Linked DNA regions of Homo sapiens: region 2 is linked to region 1. Evidence: chromatin loops called from intact Hi-C (ENCODE). Cell type or tissue: adrenal gland. All regions are shown on one strand. Each heading gives the region's core, and the rest is flanking DNA. Links, peaks and the distances in the headings are about the cores only.

Evidence for each region. A loop is a pair of places that touch in the nucleus more often than their neighbours do. Peaks named below come from ENCODE experiments on the same cell type or tissue, not always from the same donor. Only the 100,000 strongest peaks of a DNase experiment are listed, where the experiment ranks them.
Region 2: it touches region 1 in a loop (5-fold over the local background); 16 of 110 quality-filtered maps call a loop at or near these places.

What each region holds. Positions count from the first base shown.
Region 1 is chr10:126,502,006-126,507,387 of GRCh38, forward strand. C10orf90 (chromosome 10 open reading frame 90) reads right to left here. Exons shown (of 10, transcript NM_001350921.2): 4 at 1,952-3,080. LOC105378549 (a long non-coding RNA gene) reads left to right here. Exons shown (of 3, transcript XR_001747637.3): 3 at 1,101-1,180. Among named protein-coding and RNA genes, the nearest start is that of LINC00601, 83 kb to the left of the region's middle. In adrenal gland, for the core only: a CTCF peak has its summit at 2,297; DNase peaks (open chromatin) are centred at 2,126 and 2,516; H3K27me3 peaks cover 345 bases.
Region 2 is chr10:125,932,456-125,937,837 of GRCh38, forward strand. All of the region lies in intron 1 of FANK1 (fibronectin type III and ankyrin repeat domains 1), which reads left to right. Among named protein-coding and RNA genes, the nearest start is that of FANK1-AS1, 38 kb to the right of the region's middle. RefSeq lists an enhancer at 1,996-2,496. In adrenal gland, for the core only: a CTCF peak has its summit at 1,994 (motif pointing right); a DNase peak (open chromatin) is centred at 2,116.

The DNA.
Region 1 (5,382 bases), core at 245-5,244:
CACACACACACCATACACACACACCACACAACCACACACCCACACCACACACACGCACACACACACCACACACACACACCACACAACCACACACACACCACACACACACACACCACACACACACAACACACACACACACTAGGTGCAATATACACTACTTGGGTGACGGGTGCCCTAAAATCTCAGAATTCACCACTGTAAAATTCATCCATGTAACCAAGAACCACTTGTACTCCCAAAGCTACTGAAATTGTAAAAAAGGTATTCAAGACTCCCCTGGTGTCTGTGACTATCTCTTTCCTCAAATGGTAGAATGAAGCCTCATGGCTTAAAGCCACTGAAACGCTTCACATGTGAATCTTTGGGATCTGTGCTTTTTCTGGGGGATGTTGGCCTGCAGGATGCAGAATAAATTTATACTATTTGCCTAAGATAATCCCTTAGAGGAGCAGTCATTTCACAAAATCACAATCAAAAATCTTCTCTGCACCACCAAAGCCAAAAAGTAAGTTGGGGGAAGTGTCCACACTCTTGCTGCCCTCCTCTGAGATGAGTGTATGAGTGTTTGAGATCTGGCTCTCATTATTAATGAAGAGCCTTTGGTGAAAAGTACTATAAATCCAAATTATTATTTCACACCATGACACATGGTTTAAAAATGAGGATGTGCTTTAACTGGGGTAACATACAACAATGCAGTGGTGTATTTCTGGAATCATCATCAATAAGGAAGACGAAGTGCTTAGCTTGAGCAATCTCTTTAACCACTAAAGTGGGATTTATCTTTGGAACATTGATAGCTGCTTATGTTGTCCTTCTTGTAATAAGTCTGTAAGACATGCATTTCAATGGTTTAATCAATCTGAAAGCCATGCCAAAATTGCCTTAAAAATCTCTGAGCATTCAATATTTCAATATATATACAGTTGTTAAAATTAATTACATCATTTAACATTTCTATACACATTATAACTTTAAATGTTTTACAGTCATTTTTATTAATAAAGCTTTAATGAATAAAAGTTGTACCGTAAAATTATGATGCATATCCTGCATTTTCAATTGTATACTAATATCTTTAAATACTTTTTTCCAAATAGAAAGTAATTCATAAACCAGAGCCTCTTGCAGAAAGCAAAGTTGAAAATCAGAAGTTTACACAGAGAAAGAAAGAAATCTGGCCTCTTTCTTCCAAAAAATGCCTGCTTTCCTCTTTTGATTTCCCAAGAAAGGTGCAGAGTCCTCAGGGCAACCCATCCTGGGAATTCTTCCCGGCCCTGGAAATGGCAGAAACAGCAACAAATCCTGGTCAAGATGCCCCAGAAGACAAAACCAGGGGGACAGAAAATTGCTGCTGCTGCTGCTACTACTATTTGGCACAGAGAGTCCCTGACTTGCCTAATTTAGAAAATGTCCTATAATTATTATACACGCACACACGCACACATTCACATACACACATTCACACTTACACGCTCCATTATGAAGCTTTGCAGTCTAGCTTTTATATCAATGAGGCTAACTTGAAAAGTAGAAAGTACAGAAATCTGGACACTTCCAAACACGCAGATGTTTGGCGAGAGAGATGAAACATCTGGGGGCGAATGGCATTTCATTCTTCTCACCCTCTTTTGGAACGCAATTTGGGCATGTTGTAAATTAACTTCCTTTGGAGGCCCTCATTTCCTTCTCATTACATATGGTCTGGAACTATTGGGAACAAGAATTTGACAGAAGGCCTCTTACAATCTACAAAAGTCTCAACTAAAAAAATCTATCCAATCAGACATCGATGCCGAGCTATCAGTTGTCAACTATGAGCAGAGCAGATCACTGCAAGTCTACTGAGAAATGCCTCTTAGAATAAGTTTTGTATAAGAAATTCACTCAACAGTCACCTTGCTAGGACATTTACTCAGGTCACCCTCCTGCAGATGGACGCACCACTCACCTGCCCTGTAACTCCAGCCAGGAATGTGAATGGACAGTTGGTTGGCATGATCGCTGGCGTGACAATGAGTTGTATGGTCCTTTTCCCCTTTTCTTACAGTGACTTGGTTAGCTCCCACATTTGCCAATTCTGTGTTTTCCAATGGAAAAGAACCACTCCAAGGACAAGCGCCGGTCCCCAAATGCACCCGCCTCAACGATGGGGTTTCCTTCAAGTGACTTTCTTGTAAACCTGGGTTCCAGCGCTGGCCTACGAGGTCCTGGTCTCCCTCCAGGAGCTCCTGCTTCAGGGCTTCGCTTATTGGCTCTCTGTTCACTAGGCCATCTACTCCATCTGCTGTTAATCTGTGGGAACTACAATTGAGGTTGAGCGACAGGACGGATCTGTGCATTTTGGGGCTGGCAATTTGAGGTGGCTCAATGGGGACGGAGAGAGACTTGTCTACGTAATAGATTGAATCTGGACACTGCTGAGACACCCTGAGGTGGACACAGGAACTGAACACCAGCGGGCTCTTTCCTGACAGTGGGGTGTCTGGAGAAAAACTGGTCTCTTTGTCGTCTGCATGGGTGACCCAGTACTTGCGTCTCTCACACAACCCAGTGTGGGCCTCGGGAACCTTCAGCCGCACCACGGAGCTGTTTCTGGAGAACTCTGTGCAGGCAAAAGATCTCTGATGCCGACCTGGATGGGCGCCATTGGCCAGAGCCGGGGGCGCCTGGAACAGTGTGTCCTCAGCCCTGCACTTGGGGCACAGAGAGTCCCCAGCAGTCCCCCACACCAGGGCGCGGGCTGGGGGGCCCACGCGTCTGGCCGTGATGGTGATGGATGCAAACCCTCTGCGGGGGCCCCCACAGGGTCTCTCCTCTTTGGGCGGCAGCTCTGCCTCAGGTCCTCGCTCATCTGACGGTGCCGGGATTCCTAATCTGCCCGGAAGTAACGCAAATGCTCTGTGAATGTTGACTCCGCTGCGGTTAGCCAGAGATTGCTTGGCGTGATGTGCACGAGACTGAGCAATGGCACACGGTAGGGGCAAGGAGGCCCTGTTTTCTCTTGACTTATTCTCATCAATCATCTGGGAGATGACTATGGATGAAATCATTTTTGTGTTTTGTGATGCCAGGGTCTCCTGCAAATAGAAAAAGATCCCGATTATTCAAGCAGTCTATTGAAATATAGACAGTAAACTCTCTTTCAAGGGCCACCAGGATGCCAGAGCACTGGGTTCATAACACTCAGATGTCTTGTCCAAGGCTTTTTACTGCACACCTGATGCTCAGAGATGGCAGGAAGGGCAGGAAAACTAGATGTTTATGACAAGTTACACGTTCTGGAAACATTGGCCTGAGTCATGAATTGGTTTTCTCTGCTGGGCATCTATTCTTAATTTATCTAATGATGTGTCAACGGGGATCATCTAATTCGATAACCACCTCCGCCAAGCCCAGGAACCCCTGAATACAGGCTCATATCCTCAATGGAGAGGAAAGACAGAATTCTGGAGGTGGCTGGAACTTGGGGCCACAGGTTTATGTGGGAGATTAGTCAGTAGTCCTGAAAGGAAACAGCAACGGTGGTTACCAGGAGCCCCCTCCCTACCTTGGTCCTTTGGAGTCCTCCACATTTGCCGGTTTAGACTCTAATTCAGTTGCTCCCTGCTGCTTGGCATCATGGAAGTCAAGGTCCAGAGAGCAAAACAATAGAAATCAAATGCCCAGCTGGGCATGGTGGCTCACACTTGTAATCCCAGCACTTTGGGAGGCTGAGATGGGCGGATCACCTGAGGTCGTGAGTTTGAGACCAGCCTGACCAACATGGAGAAACCCCGTCTCCACTAAAAATACAGAATTAGCCAGGCATGGTGGCACATGCCTGTAATCCCAGCTACTCGGGAGGCTGAGGCAGGAGAATCGCTTGAACTCAGGAGGCGGAAGTTGTGGTGAGCCAAGATTGTGCCATTGCACTCCAGCCTAGGCACCAAGTGTGAAACTTCGTCTCTCTCACACACACAAACATTAAACAAACAATCAAAAAAAATCAAATGCCCACGTTTGCCCAGACCAACACTATGGCAATCAGATGATTTCACTTATCAGAATTGGGGGACAGGGGACACTGGACCAAGGCACATGTAGCTTTGCTGCATTTCAATGATCGGTTGTATCAGTTTTTGTCCAGTATTTTTAAATGACCAAGGTGTTTCATTTTTCCTAATCAGCAGATTGTTTGTCCTAACAGTAAATTGCTCATGTGTCCAAAAGAGTATGCTATGATTTTTAACAAAGCATCTAACCAGGTCTATACTCATTTGTTTCTATTATGGTTATGTGTGAAGCACTACAAAATACAACATGGAAGATGGACTACACCCCAGCACTTAGTGAAGGCTAACAGGGTCCTGGCCCCCGTTTAGACGTTCATTATGGAACATGCTTACAATGAATCCTTGCATAGAGCTGCACAGGATCTGGAATAATATATGTAACCGCTAAGCTCCCACTGCTTGCAGAGAATCTTTGCTTTGGGGGCCTGAGGGCATAACTGGATGCCCAACAATTGCCACAGCAGCTCCCAAATCCCAACATGCAGAGAATGGCCTGGGATGTTACAACTGCAAGTTCCCCAGACCCCAGAGATTGATTCTGTAGATTGTGGGTGGCACCCAGGCATCTGCATTTCAACTGCATTTCAAGTGATTGTGATGTAGGTGATCTGGGTCACACACTTTGAGAAACACAGACAAGTCATGAGGCTGCTGGTCTTCTCAAGACAACACATTTTGGAGAGGAAGGGCCTATGTGTGTTGGAAGCAGGGTATTTGCTCATTCCAAGATGTGACAGCAAGCACAGTAGCATTTTTATTTTCTTCAGGGCAGGACTAATATTTACTGACTCAAATAATTGCATGTTCCCCACTAGCTGGACATTTGGCATGGCAAGTCCACATGGCTGCAGGAGGGCCAGTGTGTGTGTGTGTGTGTGTGTGTGCGTGCGTGTGTGATCTTAGCCACCTGAGGGGCTTTGTGTCCTCAGAGTCAGGCATGGGAAGATGGTTGGCTTGTTTTGCATGACAATCTCCATCACATTATATGTGGGTTTTTTAAAAAAAGGATACATGGGGCTGGGTGCGGTGGCTCACGCCTGTAATCCCAGCACTTTGGGAGGCCAAGGCGGGTGGATCATGAGGTCAGGAGATTAAGACAATCCTGGCTAACACGGTGAAACTCTGTCTCTACTAAAAATACAAAAAATTAGCTGGGCGTGGTGGCAGGCGCCTGTAGTCCCAGCTACTCGGGAGGCTGAGGCAGGAGAATGGCGTGAACCCGAGAGACGGAGCTTGCAGTGAGCCAAGATCGCGCCACTGCACTCCAGCCTGGGTGACAGAGCGAGACTCCATCTCAAAAAAAAAAAAAAAAAAAAATACATGGGGA
Region 2 (5,382 bases), core at 59-5,058, 570 kb before region 1:
TGCAGCTGTTGTAAAAGGGGGTGAGTTCTTGATTTGATTCTCCCCTTGGTCGCTGTTGGTGTATAGAAGAGCTACTGATTTGGGTACATTGATTTGTGTACATTAATCTTGCATCGGAAAAACTTGCTGAATTCTTTTATCAGTTGTAGGAGCTTTCTGGAGGAGCCTTTAGGGTTTTCAAGGTAAACAGTCATATCATCAGCAAACGATAACAGTTTGACTTCCTCTTTACCGATTTGGATGCCCTTTCTTTTGTCTGATTTCTCTGGGTAGGACTTACAGTACTATGTTGAGGAGTGGTGAAATTGGGCATCCTTGTCTTGTTCCCCTTCTCAGAGGGAGTGCTTTCAACTTTTCCCCATTTAGTATTATGTTGGCTGTGGGTTTGTCATTGATGGCTTTTATTACATGAGGTATGTCCCTTGTGTACCATGTTTGCTGAGAGTTTTAATCATAAAGTGATGCTGGATTTTGTCGAATGCATTTTCTGCATCTATTGAGATCATGTCATTTTTTTTTAAATTTTGTTTGTGTGGTGTACCACATTTATTGACTTGCATATGTTAAACCATCCCTGCATCCCTGGTATGAAATCCATTTGATCATGGTGGATTATCTTTTTGATATGTTGTTGGATTTGGTTAGCTAGTATTTTGTTAAGGATTTTAGCATCTATGTTCATCAAGGATATCGGTCTGTAGTTTTCTTTTCTGGTTATGTCGTTTCCTGATTTTGGTATTAGGGTGACTTGGTACCAATTCTTCTTTGAATATCTGGTAGAATTCTGCTGTGAATCTGTCTGGTCCTAGACTTTTTTTTTGTTGGTAATTTTTAAATTACCATTTCAATCTTGCTGCTCGTTATTGGTCTGTTCAGGGTATCTAATTCTTCCTGATTTAAGCTAGGAGGGTTGTATTTTTTCCAGGGATTTATCCGTCTTTTCTAGGTTTTCTACTTATGTGTGTAAAGGTGTTCACAGTAGCCTTGAATGAGCTTTTGTATTTGTGTTGTCAGTTGTAATATCTCCTGTTTCATTTCTTAATGAGGTTGTCTGGATTTTCTCTCTTCTCTTCTTGGTTAATCTTGCTAATGGTCTATCAATTTTATTTATCTTTTCAAAGAACCAGCTTTTTGTTTCATTTATGTTTCGTCTTTTTTGTTTGTTTCAATTTCATTTAGTTCTGCTCGGATCTTGGTAATTTCCTTTCTTCTGCTGGGTTTGGGTTTGGTTTGTTCTTGGCTCTCTAGTTCCTTGAGGTGTGACCTTAGAGTGTCAGTTTGCACTTTTTCAATCTTTTTGATTTAGGTGTTCAGGGCTATGAACTTTCCTCTTAGCACCACCTTTGCTGTATCCAAGAGGCTTTGATAGGTTGTGTCATTATTGTCATTCAGTTTGAAGAATTTTAAAATTTCCATCTTGTTTTCGTTTTTGACCCAGTGCTCATTCAGGAACAGGTTACTTAACTTCCGTGTATTTGCATTGTTTTGAAGGTTCGTTTTGGAGTTGATTTTCGATTTTATTCCACTGTTATCTGAGAGAGTGCTTGATATAATTTCAATCTTCTTAAATTTATTGAGGCTTGTTTTATTGGCATCTGCAAGTTTCATTGGTTGATTTTTCTATATTTTGTTTGGTTTTGGAAATAAGTATAATAAAACACAGTCCTGCTCTTAAAATGCATACAATCAGTTAAATAGCTAATTTCAACATAATGTGATGTGGAAGAAAAACATATTAAAATTGTGCTGTATTTAAAGTTTCATAATAGAAATGTTAATTTCTTTACTAAAGTGACCCTTCTACTGCAGCAGGAAGACTGTTTTTATAATTGAAAGATAGTTTGCGTTTTATTACTTGGCTTTTCTTTATAGTTTACTGTACATGAATATATCCCTAAACACGTATTATTATAATTCTGCCTGTTTTGGGGCAGCATCTACCTTATAGCACTGGCTGAGGGCTGAGCTGAGCGTGGCTCCAAGGGAATCCAGCCTTGGGCAGTAGGTGGCAATGTTGGGCAGGCAGATGAAGGCTCCGGGATGTCTGGCTAGTTATGGGGACTGAGCTGTGGGCAGAATTCCAGTCCTGCGTGAATTAAGGCTGGTCCCCAAACCAAGTCGAAGAGACAGAACAGACTGGAGGAGGAGGTGGGAGAGGTCCATGATGAGAGCCGCTGCCATTTATTTAGCATTGTGTACTGAGCTCTGTGCAGGGCACCTAACAGCCTAGCATGCAGCAACTCAGTTCCCACCACCTGTACCCCTACCGTTTTTTTTTTTTTTTTTTTTTTTTTTTTTTTTTTTTTGCAAATCACGAAGAGAAAGACAGTTGGAATGTGGCAGAACCAGGATTCTATCCCAGTCTGGCTGTCCTCACAACTCTGAATCATCAGGTGACAACAGTGTCTTGCTAGAATTGCCAGTTGCTGCTGCTCGGGAGCAGCTGGTGCCTGCCCTGCAGGATGGTGCCATGGGCCTGGCTGAGCTGTGGCTCCCAGCACGATGCTGTTTCTTCCCCAGGTCTGCTCAGTGCTGCAGTTCAGCAGGGTGGAGGCTATGCTGTGCATGCCCCAATCTCTTCTGCCTGGGGGTGTGGGCAGAGCTGCTGGCCTTCATCTCTCTGCTTGTTTCTCCAGACATCTCCTCCTACTCTGATAGAGACACCCTGTCTTGGGACATCCCCCCATTCATTCCTTCACGGAAAGTCAGCCTATTTTTGTATTTTACTTTGTGGTCATCTTCATAATATTTCTTCGTGGCATCGACAGCAGTTTGTAACTGGGGATTATCTGATTGTTATCTCTCTGCCCTGTGGAACTATAAGCTTCCTGAAGGCAGGGGCCGCATCTGAGCTCACTGTTGTATCCTCATAGCTTTACATGGCACCTGGCATCCAGAAGCCTTACATATTTACTTGATGAATGAATATATGAATGACTTCCTTCAACTAATTTTGTCTCTTACTTCCTAGTTGCCAGGTGGTATAAGACAGCAGGGTTATCATCTAATATATATTTGATGTGATAAGAAACTAAAGTCTTGTTGGGAACTTCAGTCTCAATTGGGGCAAATCAAGATTTTGTGATTCTGAAGCAGTTTGGGGAGTTGTCTTTAAGAAAAAGAATGCTGATTATAAACACAAAAAAGATTATAAATCTGTCTTTTAGAATGCCAAAAAGTATAATTAAAAATATAAAAAGCTGACCAATGTCACAAATGTCATAACATTTGAAAAATAACATTTATTAACTAATTGTCCAATATATTTCTATAATATCTTCTCCTATATATTTTGGCTACATGTTATTATGTTACCTTTGTATAACAATTCTGTCATAATAACTTCAGTGGCTGGAATAGAAAGATAATTAAGTCTTTCTATTAATATAGTAATTACACTTTTTTCTTTAGTCTAAAAATGTTAGACTTGCATAAATGTCTTGCTATATTATATGAAGACTACATTTTTAAGCTAATAAGGGCCACCAGTGAGGGAAAGGTTTACATACTTTCTTTACCTTCTCTGAATTCGTCATTAGGTAGTAGCATGTTTGATGGTAGATTTTCAACTACAGGAAAAGCATGGTACATATTGCTGGAGCATCAGTTTTACTTGTTAGTATATATGTAGAAACATTTTTATATTAGGACAAATGGAAACATCAGAGAATACTGTGCAAAATGTATAATTTAAAGCTCAAACACCAGACTTCATAAGGCTATAATTTTGACCTAATAGCTTGACACTTTTGAATCTAAGACAATAATCCTGATTTCCATCATAGTCTTTCCATTTGTTTGTAGGTATTTAGTTGAATTTAGTGATTTATTTTTTGTCCTTTTTTTCATTCCTTAACTGAAATTTAAACATAACTTTTTATAGAAATAAAAAGGATATACAGAAAAATGCACATATCATAAGTTTATGGCTTGCTGAATTTTCACAAAGTGAACCCACTGGAGCGAGATGCTGTCTCAAAAAAAAAAAAAAAAAAAAAAATTGCCACAACCCCAGAAGTACCTCCTCTTCTTCCTTTCCGGATTCAATCTCCATGCTTGCCAAGGAAACCACAGCCCTGACTTCTAACACCATGGGTTAGTTTTGCCAGCTTTTGAACTCTGTGTAAATAGAAGTATACAGTATGTACTTATTTGGATCTGACTTATTTTCCCCAACATTATGTTTGTAAGATTAATCCATATTGTTGTAGATAGTTGAAGATCCTTCTTTCTCATTGCTGTTCCATTAATATAGCACCATTTATTTATTCCAGTATTGATAAACATTTGTATAGTTTCTTGTTTTTGGCTATTATGAATAGTACCTCTAGGCTGGGCGTGGTGGCTCACGTCTGTAATCCGAGCACTTAGGGAGGCTGAGGTGGGTGGATCACCCGAGGTTGGGAGTTGGAGACCAGCCTGACAAACATGGAGAAACCCCATCTCCACTAAAAATACAAAATTAGCCAGGCGTGGTGGTGCATGCCTGTAATCCCAGCTACTCCGGAGGCTGAGGCAGGATAATCGCTTGAACCCGGATGGCGGAGGTTGCAGTGAGCAGAGGTCGCACCATTGCCCTCCAGCCTGGCAACAACAAAAGCCAAACTCCGTCTCAAAAAAAAAAATAAAATAATACCTCTATGAGCATTCTAGTACATGTTTGTTGGTAAACATATGTATGTATTTCTGTTGAGTGTATCGCTAAAAGTGGAAATGTTAGGTTATATGGTATGTATGTGACTGACTTTGGCTAGATATTGCCAAACAGTTGTTCAAGGTCGTGACTTATAATCTCACCCACAGTGTAAGGAAGTTCTTTTAATACATTGCATGATTGTATGAGAGATCTCACTGTTCCATCTCTTTACTGACACTTGGTATTTTCTGTCCTTTTAATTTTAGACTTTGTAGTACCTGTGAAAGCTGTTTGTCATTGTGGTTTTAATTTGGATCGTAGTTTATTACAGACATTTTCAAAAAGATTCTGCTTCACAACTTGTTTTTGGTATTGAGTCAATGTTTAGAATGTCATATTTGGAAAGACCTCTATCAACTTTTTTCATGTATAAGCTTTAAGATTTCAGGGTATTTCCCATATGAAGGAGTCTGATGGAATAAACTATGGTATGGACAATGGAGTACCACGCAACTATATTAAAAAATAAATAGGATGATCTCAGTGAACTGATGGGGAGTGATTTTATATGATATATAAAATGAAAACTGCAAAAGGTATAGCTAGAATGATGTATATACCTTTTGTGCATATGTATATTTATAGTATATAGGTTTTGCAAAAAATAAGCAAAAGGATAAATGAAACATGAATGAAATGAAATACCCACAACAGGAGGTGAGTGGGAATGAGGTGGAAGGGATAGG